Regions from separate parts of the Homo sapiens genome. Here region 2 is linked to region 1. Evidence: chromatin loops called from intact Hi-C (ENCODE). Cell type or tissue: gastrocnemius medialis. All regions are shown on one strand. Links, peaks and the distances in the headings refer to the core of each region. The heading gives the core; the rest is flanking DNA.

The links. A loop is a pair of places that touch in the nucleus more often than their neighbours do. Peaks named below come from ENCODE experiments on the same cell type or tissue, not always from the same donor. Only the 100,000 strongest peaks of a DNase experiment are listed, where the experiment ranks them.
Region 2: a loop joins it to region 1, with 4 times the contacts of the local background. A loop is called at or near these places in 19 of 110 quality-filtered maps.

Annotation. Positions count from the first base shown.
Region 1 is chr3:47,985,258-47,996,127 of GRCh38, reverse strand. All of the region lies in intron 2 of MAP4 (microtubule associated protein 4), which reads left to right. Among named protein-coding and RNA genes, the nearest start is that of MAP4, 26 kb to the left of the region's middle. In gastrocnemius medialis, for the core only: a CTCF peak has its summit at 5,974 (motif pointing right); a DNase peak (open chromatin) is centred at 6,027; H3K4me3 peaks cover 334 bases; H3K27ac peaks cover 7,063 bases.
Region 2 is chr3:48,084,217-48,095,086 of GRCh38, reverse strand. It overlaps a transcript of MAP4 not described here and the pseudogene RN7SL664P. Among named protein-coding and RNA genes, the nearest start is that of MAP4, 73 kb to the right of the region's middle. RefSeq lists enhancers at 5,572-5,621, 5,682-5,751 and silencers at 5,972-6,541, 7,182-7,301, 7,392-7,441. In gastrocnemius medialis, for the core only: no CTCF peak of the experiment used is centred there; DNase peaks (open chromatin) are centred at 5,766, 6,106, 6,756, 7,506 and 1 weaker place; H3K4me3 peaks cover 4,199 bases; H3K27ac peaks cover 5,090 bases.

The sequences.
Region 1 (10,870 bases), core at 1,991-9,990:
TTCATGCTTTTCCCTTAATGGTGGTGGCCTTCTCCAGGTCTGTACCATGGAGGGAGGCTCTGTCTGGTCCCTCACCCTGCTTCCAATCTTTCCTGTGAGCATGCGGCAGACATCTGTGAAGACAATCCTGCAAATGAGTGTGAATTCCCTTTGTGTCTGTGGATTTGAGGGGCCCCATAGTCTCATGCTAGCCTTCATTTACCTTTGACAAATCACTACAATTTTTACTTGAATTTTTCTTACCTGCTTGTAGGGTACCCAATGTCTCTTCTGCACATGCTCTGATACAGGAGAGCTGGTGTTCACCTCCCATATTTCCTGGAGGGGCTTGTTTTTCTTTGGATTTCATACTACTAGGTGGCTTTCCAATTAATTCAAGTTTTTTGTAGTTGATATGGCTGTTTCTTGTTGTTAGGGTGGGAGTGACGTTGCTTTTGGCTTTCTACAGCCAAGTGGAAGAAGAAAACCTGCTTCCTTAATATATGTTTAATTTGTGTGTTGGGGAGGGGGGGCAGACCACAACTCATTTAAAAAAGTACCGAGAGTTCTAATTATATCCATATAAATATTTACTCCAGACCAGGTGCAGTGGCTCACGCCTGTAATCCCAGCACTTTGGGAGACCAAGGCAGGTGGCTCACCTGAGGTCAGGAGTTTGAGACCAGCCTGGCCAACATGGTGAAACCATACCTCTACTAAAAATACAAAAATTAGCCAGGGGTAATGGTGTGCACCTGTAATCCCAGGTACTCAGGAGGCTGAGGTACAAGAATCACTTGAACCTGGGAGGCGGAGGTGGCAGTGAGTGGAGAGCGTGCCACTGCACTCCAGCCTGGGCGAGAGAACGAGACTCTGTCTCAAAAAAAAAAAAAAAAAAGAAAAGAAAAAAAGTTGCTATCATTGCTTACAAAAGTATCTTGATGTTGCAAAAGCTTATGTTGAGAAGTAAAGTTCATATTTTATTTTTATCCTTTAATTCAATTTTCCAGAAACTCATACATTTTTTGAACAGGCTAAAAAATACACATGTACAAAATCCAATTGGTCCAAAGGGATGTACGGTAAAACAAATTCTCCCAATCCCTACACCCTAGCCAGACAGTTCTCCTTCCTGGAGTAACCACTCGCCAATTTCTGGAGTAGTCTTTCTGAGTTAATGAACTTTTTTTTTTTTTTTTTGAGATGGAGTCCCGCTCTATTGCACAGGCTGGAGTGCAGTGGCACGATCTCTGCTCACTGCATCCTCCGCCTCCCAGGTTCAAGCGATCCTCCTGCCTCAACACCCCAGTAGCTGGGATTACAGGCCTGCACCACCATGCCTGGCTAATTTTTGTATTTTTAGTAGAGATGGGGTTTCGCCCTGTTGGCCAGGCTGGTCTCAAACTCCTGACCTCAGGTGATCCACTTGCCTTGGCCTCCCAAAGTGCTGGGATTACAGGCATGAGCCACCATTTACATATCAAAAGTAGCAGGGAGGATTTAATTTTTTATAAATAAAATAATGTCTTAAAAACTTTCCTCCTCTTGGGCCAAGTTAATGTTACATGGATCAAATAACTCAAGATGAAGCACAAGAAAATCTACTGCTACCACCTCACTGTCCTTATCCACCTAGGCTCATTCCCAGATGATGGAAACAATGCACAGTTAAAGGAAATTAGAAAACGAAAAGCAGCTAGCTTCTTTCACCTATGACTGATGAGGGTAAGTTAATATTAGGATGGGAAGAGCATCTCAACCATGACTAGTTGCTACCATATTTACATCTTATCATTCCTTTCTTCATACTAGGTTTTCTTTGTTTATGTTAGTCAGTCAAAGAACAAATGTCTCCACCGTGCATTATGGATTAAGAGAGAATAGATTTTCCCGTTTTCCATTAAGGAATCCAAATTTTTTGGAGTAAATATTTGTTTTTCTTTTGTGCTGGGATTATAGGTGTGAGCCACTGTGCCTGGCTTTTTTACATTATTAAATGAAGAAAAATGAAGAAATGAAGAAAAATGGATGCCCTTTAAAGTTTTTTTTGGTTTAAGTTTTTAATTTTTTGTTGCTACCAAAGATTTTTTTAAAGATTAGGAAACAAAAAAGAAGGAACCAAATCAGGACTGTTGTAAGGTGGTTGCCTAATGATTTCTCATCAAAACTGTCACAAATTATCTTTGTTGATGAAAGGAATGAACAGGAGCATTGTCCTGGTGGAGAAGGACTCTCTGATGAAGCTTTCCTGGCTGTTTTTCTGCTAAAGCATTGGCTGACTTTCTCAAAACACCCTCATAATAAGATGTTGTCATTCTTTGGCTCTCCAGAAAGTCAACAGACAAAGTGCTTTGAGCATCCTAAAAAACTCTTGTGTTTGCTCTTGACTGATCCACTTTTGCTTTGACTACAGCACTTACGCCTCTTGGTAGCCATTGCTTTGATTGTGCTTTGTCTTTAGGATTATACTGGTAAAACCATATTTCATCTCCTGTTACAATTCTTCAAAGAAATGCTTCAGGATCTTGATCCCACTTGTTTAAAATTTACATCGAAAGCTCTGCTCTTTGCAGCTCATCTGGATGCAACCATTTTGGCACCAGTTGAGTGGAAAGTTTGCTCAATTTTAATTTATCAGCCAAAATTGTATAAACTGAACCAATTGAGATGTCTGTGGTATTGGCTATTGTTTCTGCTAATTGTCAATCCTCTTCAATTAGATCATTCTTTTTTCCTCTCAAATTGATATTGGTGGTCTGCCACGGTGGGCTTCATCTTCAACATCATCTCCTCCTTTATTTTTTTTCTTTTTTTGAGACAGAGTCTTACTACATTGCCCAAATTAGAGTATAGTGACTATTTACAGGTGTAACCATAGCACACTACAGCCTTGAACTCCTGGGCTCAAGTGATCCTCCTGTCTCAGCCTTCCAAGTAGCTGGGACTATAGGTGCGGACCACTGCATCTGGCTGATGTCTTAAAACAAGTTATTCATGTGTAAACTACTGATTTGTTTGGGGCATTGTCCCCATAAACTTTACACAAAGCATCAGTGATTTCACCATTCTTTCATCCAAGCTTCACCATAAATTTACCATTTGCTTTTGCTTCAATTTTAGCAGAATTCATGTTGCTTTATTAGGGGCTCTTTTCAAACTGATGTTTTATCCTTTTTAGTGCTTCAAACTAGATCCTGTTCAGACGTGTTATAACAAGTTAGTATGAGCTTTTTTTTTTTTTTTTTAAGATGGAGTGTCTCTCTGTCACCCAGGCTGGAGTGCGGTGGCACAGTCTCGGCTCACTGCAACCTCTACCTCCTGTGTTCAAGAGATTCTCCTGCCTCAGCCTCCTGAGTAGCTGGGCTTATAGGCACATGCTACCATGCCCAGCTAATTTTTGTATTTTTAGTAGAGATGGGGTTTCGCCATATTGGTCAGGCTGGAGTATGAGTTATTTTGATACAAAAAAACTCCCTTGAAATCCATGAATAATTTTTTCATAGAATGCATTTTCCACGAACTTGTTGAAGATACCATGTTTAAAGTTTATAATTATAGCTGGGCGTGGTAGTGTGCGCCTGTAGTCCGAGCTACACAGGAAGCTGAGGTAGGAGGCAATCACTTGAGCCCCAGAGGTCGAGGCTGCAGTGAGCCATAAAAGCACCACTGTGCTGCAGCCTGGGTGACAGAGAGAGACCCCGTCTCTAAAAATAATAATAATAATAAAGTTTATAATTATGATAGGTTGTAAATTACTACATTTTTTCCATACCAGCTTCCTAAAAGTTGTAGAAGTCTTAACTTAAAGGAAGGGGTGATGGCTGTTTGGAGACATCAAATAAGAAAAACGAAGGAAGCCGCCTTATTTAGTCTTGTAGAAATCTGGTGCAATTAGTGAGTTCTTTATGAATGGAGACTTCTCTGCTGTGGGTCTGATTTTTATACATTATCGGACTGATGGTTTTTGCCATAATGACAGGTTTCATATTTGTGTTTTTCCTGGAGAACATTCTAAACAAGATGTTCTTCTGAATACATCTTTAGAAGTGATGGAAGGGCCCTAGACTTCATTAATGTTTTATTATACATCTAACTTTAAGTTTGATTTTGTTCTTAGATGAGGTTCAGTAAACTACTGCTGATTGCTGACACTTTTTTTTTTTTTGAAGACAGGGTCTTACTGGGCGCGGTGGTTCACGCCTATAATCCCAGCACTTTGGGAGGCTGAGGCGGGTGGATCACCTGAGGTCAGGAGTTCGAGACCAGCCTGGCTAACATGGTGAAACCCTGTCTCTACTAAAAACACAAAAAAATTAGCTGGGCGTGGTGGTGGGCACCTGTAATCCCAGCTACTCAGGAGGCTGAGGCAAGAGTAATCACTTGAACCCGGGAGGCAGAGGTTGCCGTGAGCCGAGATCGTGCCATTGTTGCACTCCAGCCTGGGCAACAAGAGCGAAATTCCGTCTCAAAAAAAAAAAAGAAAAGACAGATTCTTTCCATGTCACCTAGGCTGGAGTGCAGTGGCACAATCATAGCTTACTGCAACATCTAACGTAACTCCTGGGCTCAAACGTTCCTCCTGCCTCAGGCTCCTGAATAGCTTGGACTACAGGTGCGCGTGCCTTGCTTATCCTTTTATTTTTATAGCGACAGTCAGACTGTGTTCCTCTGGCTGGTCTGGAACTCATGGCCTCAAGCGATCCTCCTGCCTTAGCCTCCCAAAGCACTGGGATTACAGGTGTGAGCCACCACACCCAGCCTAGTGCTCTCGATATGTTCTTACAACAGGCTTAGTTAGGCCAACCAGTGGAAGTTTATCAACCATTTTCTTGCCTCTAGATATAGAAGGGACGGTTGAGTAGGTTACACATAATAGAACTCTTTGAACAATGGTGTTTTATTTCCTTTAATTCTTACATGTCCACCCTAATTGTCTTCAACTTATAAAATGAGAAGTAAGAAAGCAGGGTTGCTTTTATGGCATTTATGACAAAGTAGGAAAATTGCTTTTTTCTCTAAGTATGATTTCTGCCTTCATGCCTGGCAACACAAGAACCCCCCGACCTTTATTCCTTTTCTTTGGATCTACTATACTCATTTCCTTTTGCACTTCAACTTATTCTTGCTTCTACAAGTATTTTATCTTAGCATTGCCTGTGTAAACCATCTAAATACCAATACCTAGAAATAAAATTGGTGTCAAACTCTTCTTCTAAAATGCCTATCACCTTGGGAAACAATTCTCAAATACTTTTTCAGGATATGTGTACTACTTGTTTTGCACCACGGCTGTAATAAGAAAAAAATAAAAAGAAAATTATGTACTTCCTGACTTTTTTCCTTAAAAAATGGTGTTTTCCTTAATTGTTCATTATCAGCATTATATGGCCCTATTTTCTAGGTGAGGGAGACAAAAGATAGAACCCTTTCTCTTAGATGTGAATGACGAAGCAAACATCTGTGACTCTTGTTCTTTCAGATGATCATCTAGCACAGTATTGACCCTCAGACACAAATAGCACATTTATGGAACAAGTCACTTAATTTTTCTGTTCTCTGTGTGATTAAATAGTTCTTCTTCTGAAGTCGAGAAAATGCTTTCTCCTCAACATTCCATAAGGCCTTTGAAGCTAAAAGCTTATTCCCATAGAATAAGAAGTTAACACAGGGCAATGGCCTGGCTAAGTTTTTTGCATTTTTAGTAAAGACAAGGTCTCACTGTGTTGCCTGGACTGGACTGGTTTTGAACTGCTGGGCTCAAGTGATCCTCCTGCCTTGACTTCCCATAGTGCTGGGATTACAGGTGGGAGACACCGTACCCTGCCACACACCAGCAGTCTGTTTTAACAAGCCATAATAGGTGACTCGGATACACATGCATGATTGAGAAACACTAATCCATGGAAAAGGGCCTAAGTGACAACTATTAATAGATACTGCAGAATTTCTCCTTAATACACTGGTATTTCTTTTGCAGAAAATTGCAACCAGCTTAATTGGCCAGTAGAGGGCAGTGTTGGCATGGGTCTGACAGCACCAGAGGGTTCCCTTGCATTGAGACCTGGCTGTTTTGCCCAAGGCTGACTCACAGCACACATGCCTTCTCAGGTTCTTGCTACTTCTCTGCCAAGCTGATTTGCCTGCTGTGGGAATCTGACATCTCCTGGGGAGAGGGAATCAACAAAATAAAGTAAATTTGAATATCTTTATATCTCAGAGAATGTGATTAGTTTCTAAAAAAAAAAAGTGTGCTATTTTCGATGCTGTGTGTATTTCACTGAGAAAGTTTTCATTTCATGAAATGGGGGTTCTCTGGGGAAGTCAGTCAGTGAGAAAACACATTATAGCATCTTTTGAATTAGGACTTTTCCAGTAATGTGCAGTATGATTAGGGTCCAGTATGTCTTATCTGGCAGGGAAATATACAAGCCTTTTTTCTACTTGTCAACCTTATTGTTTTTAGTGTTGTTACGTTGTTTTTATTCTCTCCTGGGCTTATATTTTTAGATTGTGAGGTGTTGTATGTATAGTAGAATCCAGCTTCTCTTCTTCCTTTCTAACCTCTTCTTGCTTTCATTTTATTTTATTCTAGTAAAGTTTCTTGATCAGCCTACAGTTATTCTATAGGTGGTTGATAGATAAATTTACAGTTGGTCAACATATAGTTAATAACAGTGAGAATAACAATAGCTAATAACAGTGAGAATAACAATTACTATTTAGCACTGTACAGTTGACATCCTGTATTACTGCATTTAGTCCCACTTCCCAGGTGAAGCTTAAGTATTAGAAATGAGAAGGTTGCATTTGATCATTTAGTTAATAATGACAGCACAACCTGAACCCAGATCTTCTAATCTCACTTTTATTTTTATTAAACAATTAAAACAATATTTTTTAAATAGAGATGTGGTCTTGCTATATTGCCCAGGTTGGTCTCAAACTCCTGGCCTCAAGCAGCCCTTCCGCCTAGGCCTCCCAAAGTGCTGGGATTACAGACATGAGCTACTGGATCTTCTCATTTTAAACCCCTGTTCTGGCTGGGCATGGTGGCTCATGCCTGTAATCCCCAGCACTTTGAGAGGCTGAAGCAGGCAGATCACGAAGTCAGGAGTTCGAGACCAGCCTGATCAACATGGTGAAATCTCATCTCTACTAAAAATACAAAAAATTAGCCAGGCGTGGTGGTGCTCACCAGTAATCCCAGCTACTCAGGGGGCTGGGGCAAGAGAGTCTTGAACCCAGAAGGTGGAGGTTGCAGTGAGCCAAGATCGTGCCACTGCATTCAAGCCTGGGCGACAGCGAGACTCCGTCTCAAAAAATAAATAAATAAAATAAACCCCTGTTCTTTCTGTGAAACTATACCTTTTTCATGAACACATACTTTCTACTTGATCTAGTATCTCACTGATAGTTTTTAAAAACTAAAAATCCATTTTTTAAATTCAAATAGAATTATTAGATGTATGTTCAGGAAATGTAAAAGAATCTTGCTTCATTTCAATACAGAGCACAAACTGAGGGACTCTGCCACTAATTCACATGAGTTTGTAAAATATTTCACTTTCCTAGACAACTGTTTCACATCTACTCTCTGAAACTTCTGGCACTTGCTCTCCTGTTCATATTCATAAGTCATATTCATAAATTAATTGGCTTAATCAGAACAGAACTTCCACATGGTCCCACCACATATTTCCTCCTCACCTATGTTCATCTATGCCCTTATTGTCTGCTCTTTTTCTGTTATGGGTGAACTGTTCATGCTGTCACTCAGGCCACTGCTGTCACAGTTACCTCTTCTGTCTCCTGCATCATCAGTTCTTTTCTTTCAATTGGGTCATTCACCAGCATCAAACATACTATAATTTTTTTATCATTAAAAAAAAAATCCTGTCTGAATCTCACATCCATCTCATCTATCTTTTTGCTTTGCTTTCTTTTTTTTTTTTTTTGAGACGGAGTCTTGCTATGTCACCCAGGCTGGAGTGCAGTGGCGCGATCTTGGCTCACTGCAAGCTCCGCCTCCCGGGTTCACGCCATTCTCCTGCCTCAGCCTCCTGAGTAGCTGGGACTACAGGCGTGTGCCGCCACGCCCGGCTAATTTTTTGTATTTTTAGTAGAGACGGGGTTTCACCGTGTTAGCCAGGATGGTCTCAATCTCCTGACCTCGTGATCCGCCCACCGTAGCCTCCCAAAGTGCTGGGATTACAGGCGTGAGCCACCGTGCCCGGCCTGCCTTCTTTTAAAGAGACGTTTCTACTACCTGTCACCAATTCCTTTCCTTCCATTTCCTCTTGAATTCACTCTCATCAGACTTTAACATATGCATGACCCCAAAACTTCTCTTACCTAAAGTATAAGGCCTTGATGTTGCCAAGGACAAATCCAGTATTACTCCAGGGGTTTTGCCTGAGCAACTGAAAGGAAAGAATTGCCATCATCTGAGATGGGGAAAGCTACAGAAGGAGTAGGATTTGAAGGGAAGAGAAGAAATTTAGCTTGGGATATGTTCACATTTAGTTACCTGCTAGTCATCGAAATGGAGAAGATGGATACACAGATAAGGAGTCCGGAGTTTGGAGGACGGTTCTGGGCTGGAGGTTGATGTTATATAAAGCTTTTGCTAGAGTTGTTGTTCTAAAATCCTTTAAGATTGGATTTAGATGTAACTTTCCAGAACATTCCCTGACTTCTGTTCCCTTTCCCTTCTAGACCTCCCACTACCCCCACACCCTGCCAGCCTTTCTTTTCATCTTCCTCTTGGTAAGTGCTTTTCTTCCCTGAACTTTCCTCTTTCCTCTGTGGTACTTGTAAGATCATAATTAAGCTATTTGTTATCTTACACTTATTAACATGCTCTAGCACAGGAATAATATTTTGTTTACTGCCATATTTCATGGAGAATGACACATTTAGCGAAAGCAGGATGGCACAGCATAATCAAAGTTTACTAGCGACCTCAAGTTTCTCAGGGTTAAGAAATCAAAGGTTACAGTGACAAGTGACCGGAGAGAATCATGGAGAAGCAGATCAAGTGAAATTATGAAGAATCTCATGGTTTGTGAGAAACTGAGGGCGCAGGGGTACTGAGAAACCTGGCCAGATCTGCATTAGAGACCACTGCTCTTGGCACATGATAGATGTGTAATCATTGCTTATTACACTGAATTGAAATGGTTTTTGTTTGTCAGTTTATTCAGGTTTGGGTTGTGTTAATGTACAGACTAACAAACAATTGTGTCTCCAAAATGGTAGATATTTATTTAGGGTAGGTGTACTTGGTCTAATCCTAAACCCTCTTAATAGTCTCATGATCATATTTAGGGAAGTTTATATATATGCATAAAAAATTAGTGTGACATTTTTGCAAAAATAGTTATTTTCTGACTTTGATTTGAAAACAGACTTTTATCTCATAACTAATAGTTCTTTTTGGGGAAAAAAAATATCGTACCAAAATGTATAGTTCATAATAATAGTACCCTAGTCTGAAAGAAGAGCAGGGGACCGGGACCCGGGGGCTCAAGCCTGTAATCTCAGCACTTGGGAGGCCGAGGCAGATGGATCACCTGAGGTCAGGAGTTTGAGACCAGCCTGGCCAACATGGCAAAACCCCGCCTCTACTAAAAATACAAAAATTAGCCAGGTGTGGTGGCATGCGCCTGTAATCCCGGCTGCTCAGGAGGCTGAGAAACGAGAATTGCTTGAACCCAGGAGGTGGAGGTTGCAGTGAGCTGAGATTGTGCCACTGCACTCCAGCCTGGGCGACAGAGTGACTCCATCTCAAAAAAAATACAAAAAAACCCCCCAAAAAACAAAAAACAAAGCAACAAAAAAACCACTTCATTGCTAAAAATATTCTGCAAGCAAGCCAGGATGGTGGTATGTACCTGTAGCCCTGCCCGAGCTACTTAATAGGAAGGAGGATTGCTTAAGCCTAGGAGTTTGAGTCCAGCCTGGGTAACATAGCAAGACCCCAAAGACCCCACCTCTTAAATAATATTCTGCAAGCAAATGACTTTGTTAAACTTCACACTGCAAGAACAGAGCCAAGAACCTACCATGTACCCTTTACTTGGATTTATCATTACTGTTTTGCACATTTGCTTTATCATTCTTGTTATATTTACATATAGTTCCTTCCCCTTGGATTATTTGAGAACAAACTGCAGAACTCACACCTCTTTCCCCGAAGAACTAGGCATTAGCACATTACAAGAATACGATGATAGAGATCAGAAGTTAAATGCTGATGAGATATTCCTGTCTAATCCACGAACCTTATTTCATTGTCATCAGTTGTCCCAACAGATTCAACACATTCCTTTCTCATTTTTTTCTTCTTGTCTGCAATTAAATCTGGAATCACGTTAGTTTTCATGTCTCTTCAGTCTTCTTTAATTGGAACAGTTCCTCAACTCTTCTTTGTCTTTCATGACCTTAATATTTTGAATAGTATGGGCAAGTTATTTTTTAGAAGTCCCCTAATTTGGGTTTGCCTGGCATTTCCTCATAATTAGATTCAAGTTCCACATTTTTGGCAGTAGTACTATGTAAATATGATGTGTCCTAAGTGCACCACATCAGGAAGCACATGATGTCACTAAATCACATTATTGGTGATAATAACTTTCATCACTTGTTAGTGTCTGCCTGTTTTCTTTACTGTAATTTTTTTCCAATTAAAAAAAAGCATTTATTTATTTAGAGACAGGGCCTTACTCTGTCACCCTAGCTGGAGTGCAGTGGCACAATCTTGGCTCCCTGCAGCCTTGACCTCCCCAGGCTCAAGCAGTCTTCCAGCCTCAGCCTCCCAAGTAGCTGGGACTGCAGGCATGCACCACCATGCCTGGTTAATTTTTTTTTTTGACAAAGTCTTGCTCTGTTG
Region 2 (10,870 bases), core at 1,745-9,744, 99 kb before region 1:
ACGCCTGTAGTACCAGCTACTTGGGAGGCTGTGGCAGGAAGATCACTTAAGTCCAGGAGTTCTGGGATGTAGTGCACTACGTGGATTAGGTGTCCATCCACACTAGGTTCAGCATCAATATGGTTAATTCCTGGGAGCAGGGGTCCACCAGGTTGCCTAAGGAGGGGTGAACCAGCCCAGGTCAGAAATGGAGCAGGTCAAAACTCCCGTGCTGATCAGTAGTGGGGTCGCACCTGTGAATAGCCACTGCACTCCAGCCTGGGCAACATAGCGAGAACCTGTCTCTAAAAAAAAAAAAAAAAATTTCATTGATCTTTTTCTGACTATAAAAAGAAATAAATGATTTATAGTATAAAATTTGGAAAAGCATAAAGGAGTAAATGATAACTATGTAATCTTACCACCCAAGGCTAGCCATTTTTTTTTTTTTTTGGTGCATTCTTCCAATCCCAGTTTATTTATCCATTCACTTATTAAAGGAGATCTCAGTTGCTTCTAGGTTTTGGCAATTATGAGTAAAGCTACTATAAACATTCGTGAGGCTGGGTGCAGTGGCTCACACCTGTAATCCCAGCAGTTTGGGAAGCCGAGGGGGGCGGATCACCTGAGGTCAGGAGTTCAAGACCAGCCTGGCCAACATGGTGAAACCCCGTCTCTACTAAAAATATAAAAATCAGCCCGGTGTGGTTGCGCATGCCTATAATCCCAGCCACTTGGGAGGCTGAGGCAGGAGAATCGCTTGAACCTGGGAGGCGGAGTCTGTAGTGGGCCAAGATGGCACCACTGCACTCCAGCCTGGACAAAAAGAGCGAGACTCTGTCTCAAAAAAAAAAAAAAAAAATTGTGTGCAGGTTTTTGTGTAGACATAATTTTCTTTCTTTCTTTTTTTAGACTGAGTTTCGCTCTTGTTGCCCAGGCTGGAGTACAATGGCATGATCTTGGCTCACTGCAACCTCTGCCTCCTGGGTTCAAGCGATTCTCCTGCCTCAGCCTCCTGAGCCACTGGGATTACAGGTACCCGCCACCATGCCCAGCTAATTTTTGTTATTTTTAGCAGAGACAGGGTTTTGCCATGTTGGCCAGGCTGCTCTTGAACTCCTGACCTCAGGTGATCCACCTGCCTCGGCCTCCCAAAATGCTGGGACTACAAGCGTGAGCCACCGTGCCCTGCCTGTGTAGACATAAATTTTTGGCTCCTCTGAGTAAATACCAAGGAGGGCAATTGCTGGGTCATATGAGAGTACGTTTAGTTTTGTAAGAAGCTGCTGAACTGTCTTCCAAAGTTCTGTACCTTTCACATTCCCAGCAGCAATGCATGCGAGCTTCTATTGTTTCACATTCTTACTAGCACTTGGTGTTGTCAGTGTTCTGGCTTTTTTTTGTGAGATGGAGTCTTGCTCTGTCGCCCAGGCTGGAGTGCAGTGGCGCGATCTCGGCTCACTGTAAGCTCCGCCTCCTGGGTTCACACTATTCTCCTGCCTCAGCCTCCTGAGTAGCTGGGACTACAGGCGCCCGCCACCATGCCCGGCTAATTTTTTGTAATTTTAGTAGAGACGGGGTTTCACTGTGTTAGCCAAGATGGTCTCGATCTCCTGACCTCGTGATCCGCCTGCCTTGGCCCCCCAAAGTGCTGGGATTACAGGCGTAAGCCACCGCACCTGGCCAGTGTTCTGGCTTTTGCCCATTCTATTTAGTAGGTGTGTTGTGGTATCTCATTTTTGTAGGGTTTTTCTTTTCTATCTCATTTTCTTACTGATTATTGGTATATATGCTGTTATGCCTTTTTGTATATTAACTTTGTATCCAGTAACCTTGCTGAACTCTTTTTATTTTTGAGACGGAGTTTCAATCTTGTCGCCCAGCCTGTAGCGTAATGGCACGATGTTGGCTCACTGCAACCTCCGCCTCCCAGGTTCAAGTGATTTTCCTGCCTCAGCCTCCTGAGTAGCTGGGATTACAGGCTTAAGCCACCACACCTGGCTAATTTTTGTATTTTTAGTAGAGATGGGGTTTTACCATGTTGGTCAGGCTGGTCTCGAACCCCTGACCTCGACCTCCCAAAGTGCTGGGATTACAGGTATGAGCCACCATGCCTGGCCATGAACTCTTTTATTAGTCTTTCAAATTTTCGATGTGGAAAATCACATCTTTTTTTTTCTTTTTTTTGAGATGGGGTCTCACTCCATCACCCAGGCTGGAGTGCAGTGGTATGACCATGGTTCACTGTAGTCTCAACCTCCCCAGGCTCAGGTGATCCTCCCACCACAGCCTCCCACGTAGCTGGCACTATAGGTGCCCACCACCATCCCAGCTAATTTTTTTTTTTTTTTTGTATTTTTTGTAGAGACAGGGTTTCACTATGTTGCCCAGGCTGGTCTCAAACTTCTGAACTCAAGCAATCCTCCCACCTTGGCCTCCCAAAGTGCTGGGATTACAGGCGTGTGCCACTATGCCTGGTAGAAAATCATATTAATCATACATTAGGATAGGCAGAGGAAACAATATGAGGAGGGCCTTGACAAGAGAAAGTTCAAGAAACAGAGAAGGCAGATGATACTGGGCATAGTGAGAAAAAAGGCAGATGATGAGGCAAGACAGAGGCAGCATCATTGCACGAGGTCTTGAAATACATGTTTAGGATTCTGATGCAATGAAAAGCCATTGAAGGGGTTTAGGTTAAAACTGGAGGAAAGCCTCTAAGATAAGCTATTGGATTCTGCCAATGTTTGTGTCCTGGCCTACATTTTCATCAAAATTTGGATGAATAGACATAAAGCATGCTTTTAAAGGATAACTCAAATATAATCCTGAGATGGCTTATTGTGAACTTGTAAAGTCTCAAGAATACATCCTTAGACATGAGACTGAGTGCTTGCTAAGATCCTTTCCAACTTTGAGATGTTGAGGTTCTATGCTTTTCTTGTTTTTCTTTCTTTTTTATTACTGCTGCTTGTGGAGCAGGGCAATCCCATAGGCAGTATGCCCAGAATAGGTGGTTCTATGCTTTTCATCCTGGGCACCCTGGAACTGGAGGGAATGTTCTTTTCCACTGCAAGTGGGGAAATAGAATGAACCTGTACTTTGAGATGCAATCTGTTAGGGCAGATATATATATATATATATATTAGTTTTTAGTAGAGACGGGGTTTTACCTTGTTAGCCAGGATGGTCTTGATCTCCTGACCTCGTGATCTGCCCACCTTGGCCTCCCAAAGTGCTGGGATTACAGGCATGAGCCACCTCGCCTGGCCAGGCAGATCCATATTTATACAAATAACTATCACATATATGGTAAGTGTTGTAATAGGCATACAAGGGATGCAGGAGGATATTATGAATGGAAGGGGATGGTACAGAAGGTTGTGATATTTGGACTGAAGCAGGAGCAAGGGGAAGGCTTGAAAGAAACTATGGCAGGATACAGGAAAAAGAAAAAGGACTGAACCAGAACAGCATGTGTCAGTGGAGCTGTTTCTGAGGCAGGAGGAAAATCTGGTAGGTATGAGGGGAAAAGGAAGGGAATAACTGAGAATCACTCCTGGGTCTCTAGCTCTACACATAACATGGTGACTGTCTTAACTTAAAGAAGGCTGGGGTCCGGGTGCGGTGGCTCATGCCTGTAATCCCAGCACTTTGGGAGGCAGAGGTAGGAGGATAACTTGAGGGAATGAGTTCGAGACCAGCCTGGGCAACACAGTGAGAACCCATCTCTACAAAAAATTTAAAAAATTAGCCGAGTGTGGTGGCAGAAGCCTAAGGTCCCAGCTACTTGGGAGGCTGAGGTGGGAGGATCACTTGAGCCTGGGAGGTAGAGGCTGCAGCAAGCCATGACCGTACCACTGCACTCCAGTCTGGGCAACAGAGTGAGACCCTCCCACTGGGCTTAAGCGATCCTCCCACCTTGGCCTCCAAAATGCTGGGATTACAGCTGTGAGCCACTGCCTGGCCCTGGGGAAAAATAAATATTAAAGAAATTTCGGACCCTTCAGCCAGGCACGGTGGCTCATCCCTGTAATCCCAGCACTTTGGGAGGCTGAGGCGGGTGAATCACGAAGTCAGGAGTTCAAGACCAGCCTGGCCAAGATGGTGAAACCCTGTCTCTACTAAAAAAACAAAAATTAGCCAGGCACGGTGGCAGGCGCCTGCAATCCCAGCTACTTCGGAGGCTGAGGCAGAGAACTGCTCGAACCTGGGAGGCAGAGGTTGCAGTGAACTTAGATCGTGCCACTGCACTCCAGCCTGGGCGACAAAGGGAGACTCCGTCTCAAAAAAAAAAAACAAACAAAAAACAAAACACTTAGGGGCAGGCATGGTAGCTCACGCCTGTAAATCCTAGCACTTTGGGAAGCCGAGGCGGGCGGATTGCCTGAGTTCAGGAATTCGAGAACAGCCTGGGCAACACGGTGACACGTCTCTACTAAAATACAAAAAAAATTAGCTGGGCGTGGAAGCGTGCGCCTGTAGTCCCAGCTACTCGGGAAGCTGAGGCAGGAGAATTGCTTGAACCGGGGAGGCAGAGGTTGCAGTGAGCTGAGATTGTTCCACTGCACTCCACTCTGGGCGACAGAGCAAGACTCCATCTCAAAAAAACAAAAAACAAAAAACAAAAACACTTCGGACCCCAATTCACTATTCCAAAAGGAAAAAATTAAGTTGAAAGCTGAGTCATGCACAAACTGCCTTTCATTCCTAAGCAGACATACTTGACATAATACACAATTGACTATTCCCCTACCTGCTCCTTTTCTCTTGTTCCCTCCCTATTTTCCCTCCAGCCCACTTTTCCCCTTTAAATACTGAATTCCTCAAATTCATCTTTGGAGAAAGGCAGAGACCACAGACTGTTTCTGTGATTCTGTGTTTTTTCCTTTCAGGAATGTCCTTCACCTTGGCAAAATAAATTTCTAAATCAATTGAGACCTGTCTCAGATACTTCTTGGTTTACAGAAGGGATGGAAGATTCCAATACTTTTGAGTTTTCCTAGCCATCTAACTACAAAGGAGCTCAAAGCCAATTCTATTCCTGAAGTCTGGGACAGGAATATGCTGGCTACTCCAGGCAGCAGGAAGAATGATCAAAGTAACTTTAAAGCTCCCACCTGTGTGTTTTCCTACAACAGTAAGTTAAGGATTCTACAAAATCTGGGGCTTTGGAATGAAGTAATGTTAATTTCAACAGAAAAGGAAACCTATTTTTTTTATTTGAGACAGGGTCTCACTCTGTTGCCCAGGCTGGAGTGCAGTGGTGCGATCTCAGCTCACTGCAACCTCCGCCTCCCGGGTTCAAGCAATTCTCCTGCCTCACGTTCCGAAGTAACTGGGATTACAGGCACTTGCCACCACGCCCGGCTAATTTTTGTATTTTTAGTAGAGACGAAGTTTCACCATGTTGGTCAGGGTGGTCTCCAACTCCGGACCTCAAGTGCCTTCCAGAGTGCTGGGATTACAGGCGTGAGCCACCGCGCCCGGCCTCAATATTTCTTAGTTAACCAAATATACCCCAACTGTCATCAATTTTGTTATAATTAATTATCCCACTTGTAACCATTTAAAAATTATAGATGAGTTTTTTTTTTTTTTTCGGTACTAAGTCTTGGAAATTTGGTGTGTATTGTACACTTACAGCACATCTCAACTTGGGCCAGCCACGTTTCAGAGCTCACCAGCCACATGCGGCTCACGGGAGCGGAGCCCCGCCGAGGACCTGTGGCGTCCTCCCGCTCCTCTAAGGGTTCCTTCCAGAGCCCAGATGGCCCGCGACCTAGGCCCCGCCCCGCGCCCCTCCCAAGTTACATCACAGAGCCCACAGGCCCCACCCGCTGGTGGCCCGGTCCGCGTGTGCGCCGACTCTCGCACTCTCCTCGCTCCGGGCGCCCAGACTCTGAGAGAGAGCGACGGCCATCATAGAACAGCGAAGGCAGTCGATCGGCCTGCGGTCCGCTTCGGCATTCGCAGGCCGCAGGCGGGAGGCTAGAGCCCCCAGGCGCACCTCGCCCCAACCGCCCGCGGCTCGGGCAGCTCTGCAGAGACGTCGTGGCGGCAGGGCCAGCACCCATTGGTCCGCCACAGCCCTCCGCCCTCCCCCTCGCCACGCTTATTGGCCGGAGCGGCGGCGCTCGCCGGGTAGGCGGTGGCGGCGTCCCTCCCTTGCGCCGGCCCTCAAGAGGCGACGAGGAAGCGGCCGCCTCCCTGCGCCCCGCCCCTCCGGCTAGCTCGCTGGCTCCCGGCTCCTCCCGACGTCTCCTACCTCCTCACGGCTCTTCCCGGCGCTCTCCTGGCTCCCTTCTGCCCCAGCTCCGTCTCGGCGGCGGCGGGTAGGTGCAGCCGCAGGCGGGGTCCGATTGGAGGGGCGGCCTCCTCACTGTCCCGGGGCTGCCCGAGCCTTGCCCTGCGGCAGCTGGGTACCCCACGGGGCCCGCCCGAGGCGTGGAAGGGCGGTGGCCGCCGGCCTGCGAGACGCGGGGGCGTCCGAGGGAGGGGGCCAGGCGGGGGGCTGGCGGCTTTGACCTTCGGAGTCTTTGAGGCGCGATCTAGGGGGGTCTTTGGAGTGAGGGGGGCTGAGAGGTCCAGCTTTTGAGGGTCGGGGCGGTGGGGCCGAGCGACATGCCTTGGGCTCTGGATGGGGCTGAGCCGCGGAGCGAGGGTCGGCCGCAGTCTGGGGCCCTGGGTGGGGTTCGGAGGTGTAGGAGAACTCAGGGGTCGTTTTCTGAGGCTTTGTGGGGGTCAGTTGATGTGAGGCTGAGGTGAGCCTTAGTATGTCCAGTCAGGGATTATGGGTGGGGCTGAGGGGTGGTCTGGAGAACCGGGCCCTAGGCGGGGCTCTTCCCCCTTGCAAAGGCCCCGACACTGTGTGGGGACTAAAGCGTGTGTCTGGCAGTGGGAGTGCGAAAGGGTCACATTAGGGTGGGGGTGGGGAGGGTACAGGGACTAGGAGAGGCAGTTGGAAACATTACCCAGAACAGAGATTGTGATTTAGCACATGGAACAAGTTCTCCGCCGGTGTGAGTTAGATCCCTTTGGTGAAATTGTCCTGTGGAGGAGTTGTGAGGGTTTTGCTCACTTCCAGGAACGGGTAAATTAAATGCATTTGCTGCTTTGGGGAAGAGGCAGTGATTGATTACCTTTAGGTTTGTGCTTTAGGACCCAAGCTCGGATGAAATACGTGTTCCTCGCGAAGGTTAGTGTTACCCAGCTTTCTACTGGAAACCCCCTTTTCTCCTTTGCCTTCTCTGGTCCTGTTACAGTATTGCTCCCCAGGGCCTCTCGATTCTCTCTCCCTGGTTGCATAGCATTGCAGTGTTTCTTGCAGTGTGTGTGTGTGTGTGTGTGTGTGTGTGTGTGCGCGTGCGTGTGTGTGCGCGTGCGTGTGTATGTGTGTGTGCGCGCGCGCGCGTCTCCCGCCCATTTCCCTGCTGCTGTGCTTTTGGCAACTGCCTCTGCTCTTTCCCAGGGATGGTTGTGGCATTGCATCAGGGGATATTTGTGCTTGTAATTTGCTCACTCAGCCCAGGAGGAGGGTGAATAGTATGCTGTAGAGATGGGGGGCGGGGGCAGGGTGCCGTCAGCTTGGCTGGGTAGACAGAGAAATGGGTGTGGTGAGGGAATACAGCTGCTCTAGGCCTTTGGGGTAACACTGCCCAGTCATCAGCCCAAAGAGATTCAAAGAGCACCACCAGCAGCTATTTTTATAAATCAATCCTGAATCCAAGCTGAGCACATGGATTTAGAGTGAACAGTTGTCATGCTCTATTACAAGCTGGGTGTTTGGTAGACAACATTAAAGTTGCTAAGCAGGAGACTCCCATCTGTACTGTGCAGTGTGTACTTTACTTGCAACTTTTAAACTTTGCTTTTCTCAACTCCAAAGATTGGGACATCTCTCTTCAGGCTGTGTCTTTTAAATTAACGTAGTTTGCTGATCCGTACTACTACTTTTCAAATGAAATGTTTTCACCTCAGTTACACACTTCCTTTCAAATTTAGCTTCAAAATAATAAAGCTGTCACTTTTTGAGCACTTGCCATCTCCCAGGCACTAGCTATGTTTGTTAACAGATGAGGAAATTGAGACTGATGGGAAGAAGAGGTCACACAGATAGTTAAGTGGCAAAAATGGTATCCAACCAAACCAAGGTCTCTCCAACCCCCACATAGTAGTTCAGAAACTTCAGAATTTTGGTTTACATTGGGATGATTCAAGTGCTTGAGAATTTATTCATGCAAAGTAAACAAACTCACCAGAGACTGATAAACCAGATACCAGTTAATGCATGTTGGAAGTATTAAGTGCCATGTGCACAATTGGATTTAATTGTCCACTGACCAGGACACCTCCATTGTTCTGGGCTGCCTAATCAGTAATAAAAAGGTAGTTGATTATGGAATTGGAAAGGCACTAGATATTCTTAGTGGGTATTTTTTAAATTTAAATTTTATTTATTTATTTATTTTTGAGACAGGGTCTTGCTCTGTCGCCCAGGCTGGACAGTGGCAGGATCTCGGCTCACTGCAGACTCTACCTCCGGAGTTCAAGCAGTTCTCCTGCCACAGCCTCCGGAGTAGCTGGGATTATAGGCATGTGCCACCACACTCGGCTGATTTTTGTATTTTTAGTAGAGACGGGGTTTCGCCACGTTGGACAGACTGGTCTCAAACTCCTGACCTCAAGTGATCCGCCTGCTTTGGCCTCCCAAAGTGCCCTGGGATTACAGGTGCAAGCCACCATGCCCGGCCATTTATTTTTATTTTATTCTATTTTATTTTTTAAGATGGAGTCTCGCTGTGTCATCCAGGCTGGAGTGCAGTGGCATGATCTTGGCTCACTGCAACCTCTGCCTCCCAGGTTCAAGTGATTCTCCTGCCTCAGCTTCCTGATAGCTGGGATTATAGGCACCCACCACCACACCTGGCTAATTTGTGTGTGTGTGTGTGTGTGAGTGTGTGTATATACGTGCACACACATACATATATACATACACATATACATATATATACACACATACATACATATACACACACATATATATATATTTTTTTGAGATGGAGTCTTACTCTGTTGCCCAGGCTGGAGTGCAGTGGCACGATCTCAGCTCACTGCAACCTTCGCCTCCTGGGTTCAAGTGATTCTCCTGCCTCAGCCTCCCTAGTGGCTGGAACTACAGGCACGTGCCACCACGCCTGGCTAATTTTTTGTATTTTTAGTAGAGACAGGGTTTCACTGTGTTAGGGTGGTCTCTATCTCCTGACCTCGTGTTCCGCCTGCCTCGGCCTCCCAAAGTCCTGGGATTACAGGCGTGAGCCACCGCGCCTGGCTAATTTTTGAATTTTTAGTAAAGATGGGGTTTCACCATGTTGGCCAGGCTGGTCTTGAACTCCTGACCTCAGATGATCCACCTACCTCGGCCTCCCAGAGTGTTGGGATTACAGGCATGAGCCATCACGCCTGGCCTTACGGGTATTTTAATCAAGGAACAAAAGTCTAGTGAGTCTCCCTTTCCCCAGTGTAAAAACACATACAGTGCTGGAGGATGTCTTAACACATTTTCCTACTCTGTCTCACTTGTTTTTTAAGTAGTCTCTTCAAATATTTGTCATTCCAGCATCCCTTTGTTAAAATTTTCAAATTTACAAATACATTTATATTACCTATTAAAAAGTCATTTTCCATTGTTTGCTGACAGTGAAGGAAGCACCTGGATTTTCTTATATATAGGCGGCTTAGCTTTAGTCAGAGAGTAGATTCTTCCTAATCTCATAGTGTCTTGTTCTTCCTAATCTCATAGTGTCTTGTTCTTTCCTAATCTTGTTTCTGAATTTGGTGATCAATCCTTTGGCTCTGTAAACTTTTGCTCTTGACAGTTTTTGGAATCACTTTGCTTTTTTTTTTTTTTTTTTTTAAAGATTAAGCGTGAGTAGTTGCTATGTAGCTTTTAGATTTCCTTAAGATGTGAGAAAATCTGAGAGGAACATTTTGACCCAGTGGAAGGCATCTTGGCAGTTCATGTATATAGTCAATTTGAAAAGGAAACCAAGTAAGTATCAGTGATTTCACTTTGTCTTTCTAAACAGCACTTTTAGAACCAGGTTATTGTAGACTTATTGCTAGGAGTGAGTGGGTTGAGAACAATTAAGGTTAAGAAGGGGGATTGTAGGGCTGGGTGGCTCATGCCTGTAATTCCAGCACTTTGGGAGCCTGAGGCGGAGGATTGCTTGAGGCCAGAAGTTTGATACCAGCCTGGATAACATAGTGAGACCCTGTCTCCATTAAAAAAAAAACAAAAACAACTTAGTCGGTCCCCAGATAATTTTAGTGTACAGCAAAACAACAAAAACAACAACAACAAACTTAGCTAGGTGTGGTGGCATGTGTCTATAGTCCCAGCTACTCTGGAGGCTGGGGTGGGAGGATCACTGGAGCCCAGGAGTTCAAGGCTCCAGTGATATGATTGTGCCACTGCACTTCAGCCTTGCTGAAAGAGCCAGACCTGCTCACCCCTGCAAAAAAAAAAAAAAGGGGTAATAAAGCACACTGATACATATAGGGGATCATATTCATCATACTCATCTACCATTTTAGAGCTCCTAGGCCAGTCTTTAAATGCAGACCTTATGGTGAACTATTTTGGATGTCATTAACATTTTAAGGTTGAAAGTCAACACAATTACTTTCGTGATTCTTTTTCCTTTTTTTTTTTTTTTTTTAGAGATGAGATCATGTTCTGTCAGCAGTGGGGGAGATCATAGCTCACTGCAGCCTTGAACTTCTGGCCTCAAGTGATCCTCCTGCCTCAGCCTCCCCAGTAGTTCAGACTGTGTATGTGCACCATCACACCTGGCTAACTTTTGTGATTCTTGTTCTTATTCTTTTTTTT